Linked DNA regions of Homo sapiens: region 2 is linked to region 1. Evidence: read pairs that join two places in POLR2A ChIA-PET (ENCODE). Cell type or tissue: A673. All regions are shown on one strand. Links, peaks and the distances in the headings refer to the core of each region. The heading gives the core; the rest is flanking DNA. Region 1 overlaps SIAH3 (siah E3 ubiquitin protein ligase family member 3). Region 2 holds the start of SIAH3 (siah E3 ubiquitin protein ligase family member 3).

Region 1 (2,911 bases), core at 88-2,587:
CTCGGCTCCCTGGAGGATGTCAACCCTATGGATCTGCCGCAGGTGGGGCACCACCACCTCCAGGCGGCCTTCCCACTGGCAGGAGAACAAGGGACACATGCACAGGCAGGGCGTCACCGGGTTGGCGTGCAGCCCCGCCTCCTGGTGGTGAAGGTGGTGGGGGTGGGCGTGGTGGCGGAGGTGGTGGTGGTGGCGGTGGTGGCAGTGGTGGTGGGAGAGATGGTGAGGGTGGAAGCTGCCTTGCTCTGGAGCGCTCTGAGTGACGGCGCGCCGACTGGACACATACTGTAAGGAAAGAGAAGAACGTCAGTGCGGGGATGAGGCCCACTCTCCCAGGCCGCCACTCCCCTGATGTTCAAAGTGTTAAAAAGCAGATCCTCCAGTGCAGGCTGAGAAAGGTTCATTTCTTAAACAACAAACAAACAAACAAACAAACAAACAAAACCACAAAGGACAGAGTGGGCGCCTTGGGGTGGGGGGTGTTGAGATTCTGAAAAGTCAGTCCAAGAAAATGCAGTATTTGTGCCTTTGTGGTTCTTTAATAAGATACACAAGCAAATAGGCAATTTCCTCGTCAAGTAACATGCAGTAGGATGGTCATCAATCACAAAGAACAAAGACAGCTGTTTTTTTTTTTTTTTTTTTTTTTGCTTTTTTGATATTGTTGATAATTTTGTGCAGGCAATGGAGGTCAATAGATTTTTTTTTTCTATTTTGTCATAGTTATTAATTTTAGAACAAAATTTACATAATGCCCATTTGTCCTTCCAGTGTAGTCAGGGATTGTCCTGTCTTGGGCGCCCTTCTCCTGCGTCCTAAGGCATCTGGTGGGATGCAGAGCTGATCGTGTGCACTGGGACTACAGTCCCTAAGGAGAGAGTCCCCGCTGTGACTCCTGAGACTTTGCCGCACCAGGCACACATCTACCCTATTTCTAGCTCTCTGCCCCAGGGCAGCTTCCCAGAGCCTCATCACCAGGCAGCCTCCACCTGGAGAATCTCCCCATCATCTGTTCCTCATGGTGGCGTGCCCACAAGTGCCCCCCAAAACACCAAGAGCTGTGAGGATGCCTTCTGATCAGGTGTCTGTGAACATTTATTGAGCATCTGCTGTGGCCAGGGCCTTGCAGGGATACAGCTGTGAGCACAATAGATACTGTGTCTTTTGGTGTGGGTGGCACAGACATTACTACACTTATAATTAATTACAGTTTTGACAAAGGTCCTCCATGTGTCATGAAGACTGTGATTCATATTTTTCAGTTGAAGAAACAGGCTTCAGTAATAACGTGATGGAGCCTGCAAAACTGGTAAGTGAAAGACTGGGATTCATCTTCACGCCCCCTGACTCTGAACACAAGAGCACACCCCCATCCAGTGATTCCTGCCTTCAGCTCCCTCCTCCGTTTCCTGACTCCTTCTTTTCCGTAATTAGCCTGCATGGTCTAGGTCACACAGGGGAGGTGGCAGCTCTGCAGTGCGCTCCAGGCATGAGTCGCTCACCTTGCAGCCATTTCCTAGGCTGTCCTCAGGTAGGGAGTGTCCCTTCTGCCCTAGCTCTCCAAATGCTTTCTGGACTTCAGATGCCTTTGGGCACTTGCCTCCTCACCCTGCTTCAGTTCATTCCCAAAGTACAGAGGGCAGGGGTGAAGGTCACCAGCCACTGTTGCTGCCAGAGTTTCTATCTATCTCCCCTGACTTCCTGTGGCTAATAGTGAGCCAGCTAGCTTCCTTTCTTTAGGGCATTCAGGACACACATACATGTACATACATGCACAGTCATGCACGCAATACACATGCATGCATACACACACGCTCATGACACATACATGTGCACACATGGTGCACTGGGATTGTCACCCGAGTGATGGAGGTGACCTGGAGGAGGTAGGGGCCAGATCAGCTCTCCTCTCCAGTTGTTAGTTCCATCTGCTGGTTTCCTCATTCTTCCCCCAGAAGTGTGATCTACAGGGGCTCTTCCAGTAGCGCCTGTCCTGCCCCTGGATGGTAGCTGCTGGGCAGTCTGCTGTCCTCCATCCTGCAACCCCACCTGGTTCCCCTTCCCCAAGGTGAACAGTGTGTCTTCAGCTATGAAGGAACAAGCTGTGTTCCAAAATCCTGCTAGTGATGAGTCTGACTTATCCCTCAGTGTTAAGTATGGGGAAGGAAACTAACTAGTATGTAGCATCTACTAAGTGTCAGCTGCTATGGAAAGGAGGTATTTTTAAAATAATTATTTCATTTAATTTTTCACAGAAAAGATCAATTTCCTTATTAAAAAATAAAAATCTGGCTTTGTCCCCACCTGCCTGCTGGTGGCATGGACCATTTAGTGATTTGGTCGGGGGGGTTTCTCCCCTCTCCTGGGATCATGCAGGAAGCCCAGGGCCCACACCTTCCATCAGCCAGGGTCAGGACCCTCCCATGGACCTTCCCACTGTCTGCAGGGCCGGTAGGCAGGCAACTTCTTCTCCTATACTCAAGAGGACCCAGTCTTGGGCTCTCATGAAAAACCCAAATGGTGTCCCTCTTCCAGTCTCTGAGAAGGCCCCTCTCTACCAGTCTTTACAACAATCAGGAGAGAAACATTTTATGTTTGTCTTATAAATGAAGAAACAGAGACACAGAGAGATTGAGTCACTTGCCAAAGTCACACAGCTCCTAAGGGCTGCAGCTGGGAATGGGGCCCAGATCAGTTAATGGTGACAGATCATAGACTAGGAAGTTCACAGGCTGGAGGTCGAAAGACTCTAATCTGTTTCACTGTTTACGTGTTCAGTCAGTTCTCTCATTGGCAAAATATTTATCTCAAGGGCATGTTAGGAGATCAAATGAGAGAATGTCTGTAAAACGGCGTTACAAACTTTATCAAGTGTTACCTCGAGAGGGCATTTCCATTTAGATGTGGTTTT
Region 2 (2,911 bases), core at 227-2,726, 67 kb after region 1:
TACACAGGAGTACAGGAAAGGAACTTCCAATGAGTCCATCTTTTATGTTAGGAGAGAGGCAAGGTGCTGAGTTTCCCATCCGGGGAGTTCAGCTGCACCCTCTCCCCAGCCCCCACCTCCCTGACTTCCCCTCCTCCCTACTACCCCTAACCAGTGGCCCATCATTCCTTTCCCAGTCAGTCTTGGCTGTGATGTTAAGCGGCTCTGCCGGACCCCATATTTTGTCTGGTCTCTAAAAGGGCACTGACCTGAGGGTACAAATGCAGAGGCCCCGGGGCAGCTAGGCAGCCGCGAGCAACCCAGCACCCAGCTGCCTAGGGTGCTCCAGGCAGCGGCGGCAGCAGCTAGAAGCTGGTGTCATTATTACACAAGCCAGGCAAATCCTGCTCCAGTACACAGAGCGCATCTAACCAGCAGGAAGGAAATAAGCCAAAATCCTCCCGACACCACACACACACACACACACACACACACACACACACACACACACACGAGTCTGAGGACAAGGACAAACACTTTGCAGAAAGAACCCTCCCCCCACCCCACCGACGTCCAAGTCCCTGTTTCAGGATTCCTCACCCCCCAGTAGCTTCTAAAATCCTCGTGTTTGACCACCTCTCCCAACACATGGGACAGAGAGAATTTGGCTAACTTCAAATCCTGTCTCCTGAGCACTTGCCCACAAATAGTAGGGGGAGTGATGGGGACGCCCCCCTGTTCCCTCCACCACCCTCACTTCTGCCCCCCACGCCACTCTCAGGTTGACAGCGTCGGGGAAAGACATCAGACCATCAATCCAGCTTTTCCTGCCAGCTGGGGAAACAACACTCGGTCACTAACAGCACCCAATCACCTAGAGAGCGAGAGTGAGCCGAGGCAAACACGCCGGGTTCCAGACACCGTCCCAGCCCCCGAGACCCGGGTTTGCAAAGGGCTGCACACGTTCGCCGGAGGGTCGCTGCCGCCTCCGAGAAAGGACTTGAACCTGAGCCCGGTGAAGGTAAAATGACACAGAGACTCACCTTTAGGTTGTGTGTGGGGTTGACGACACAGACAAGTTGCCCGGCAGCGGAGAAAACCCGTTTAGCCTTGTAGTGCTGAAACCGGAGATGAATGAGATCTAATACAGCCCCAAAGCACTGGGTAAAGAAAAGCATCACAACTTTTGGGGGGTTGTTGGTCCGGGAAGGCAGCGGAGGAAGCTGTGAGTCCTTGGGCCCTGGAAGGAGCGCAGCCTCTGAGACACTCCGCTCCAGCCCGGCTTAGCGCGCCTTCATATTCATCATCAAAATAAGACGGTTAGAATCTTGCAGCAGTGAGGCGGCCAATCAAAAGGACAGAAATGTTATCCTTGAGGTGCAGAGACAGCCAATAACAAATGCCTTCCCTACCGAAACTCCCTGATGAATTGAGCCTGGCGGAGAATGTATTATTGAACATTACCATAGATCAGCACATTGCATTTATCTTGTGATTACAGCCAACCATACCTAATGCTGGGGAGATAGGCTGACAAAATTGATTGCTTAATGTGTCTCCATTTATTAATTGACTTAATTTAACATGAGAGCCTTTCTTAATGCCCTGGCAAGAACGTAAAGCGTTTAAGCCGCCAAATAGTACAACACCCCGCTCCAAAGTAGGCAGATGGATAACGCAGATCATGGCTCGACTCACCAGAGCTGCTTGGGAGAAAATAAAATATTACTAGACTCTGAATCCAGATAAGGACTTGGCAGCAGCAAAAATGTGTATCTTTCAATCTTGCGTTCTGACTTTCTGCAATTTGGATTACAGCCCCTTGATAAATCTTACTCTCCACTCTTTATCAAAGAAAAGAATCCCTGACAAATTCATTTGGAGTTGAGGGGTGGAGGGAAGCACATACATATATATTACTATACATATATATATATTTTCTTTTTTTCAAAATACTGTGATTACTGAAGTCTGAAAGTATTAAAGGATAAAAATGCACAGAGTATGCTTCAAAAAATAATGAAATCCCTGATGCATGAATGCACACACACAGAAAAACCTACACTGAGAGGAAAGAGGCTTGTAAATCAGCAAAATAATTACAGATGCAGAGAACCTTTGCTTGTCATTCATTTGCATATTGGTGGGCAGCAAATTGCTAATTAACCACTAGATTGCTGGAGACATTAAAATAGAGATTAAGGATGCACATACCACATCATTTACTTGTTTCTGCAAATGCTAGCAGCACATTTCTGTGCTGGCACAGGCAGAGGGCATTCCAGTCCTCAGACTGCAAACCTGTCCTTGCTCCCCAGAACAGGGCTGGTGGGTGGGCGGGAGGCCGCTGGTTCTTGAAGAAAGATTCCTAAGCAGTACTTGAAGGGTTTTGGGTTTTTCGGGACTAGCTCTGATGGTTTAGTCTTTGCAGCTAAAGCAGGGGAGTTCAGTGTATTGTGTTTTCCCTCTTCCCTGGTTGTTTCTCTCTTGAGAAGTCAGGCCAGATCCAGTGCTGCCTGGAGCAGGATCAGCCCCCACTGTGAATTGTACCCTGTGAGTGTGAGCCCCCTCCCTCATGGCTCTTGTTCTGCTCTGGCTACAATGCTTGGGTTGTAATGTATGCAAAACATATGCACACGTGGAACACCTAGGTCTGTGACCTGGTCAGGCAGTTAAACTAACAACAGAATAACATACGGGATAAAAATAATGCACAAGTTTATTGATGCCAGGACAGAGCCCAGGCTGTTCATTTTAACTTGCATTTAAAACCAAACCAATGTTTTAAGAGACAAGCTGAACACCAATTAAACATGGAAACTTTGCACTTTTAAAATAACGACACTGGCACCAAACTAGAAGATGACAACATTTGAACTGATTAGAACCTCATCAATGTGATATTTTTATAGGACCTGAGTCCCTGGAGCCA

What was found. ChIA-PET counts read pairs that join two places held together with the same protein. Peaks named below come from ENCODE experiments on the same cell type or tissue, not always from the same donor. Only the 100,000 strongest peaks of a DNase experiment are listed, where the experiment ranks them.
Region 2: POLR2A ChIA-PET joins it to region 1 with 11 read pairs; 2 of 35 experiments call an interaction of 5 or more read pairs at or near these places.

The regions. Positions count from the first base shown.
Region 1 is chr13:45,783,773-45,786,683 of GRCh38, forward strand. It overlaps SIAH3 (siah E3 ubiquitin protein ligase family member 3), which reads right to left. Exons shown (of 2, transcript NM_198849.3): 2 at 1-285. Among named protein-coding and RNA genes, the nearest start is that of SIAH3, 67 kb to the right of the region's middle. RefSeq lists an enhancer at 1-378. In A673, for the core only: no CTCF peak of the experiment used is centred there; no DNase peak of the experiment used is centred there.
Region 2 is chr13:45,850,473-45,853,383 of GRCh38, forward strand. It overlaps SIAH3 (siah E3 ubiquitin protein ligase family member 3), which reads right to left and starts at 1,281. Exons shown (of 2, transcript NM_198849.3): 1 at 1,023-1,281. The coding sequence starts at 1,157. RefSeq lists an enhancer at 1-390. In A673, for the core only: no CTCF peak of the experiment used is centred there; DNase peaks (open chromatin) are centred at 409 and 1,309; H3K4me3 peaks cover 1,566 bases; H3K27ac peaks cover 1,100 bases.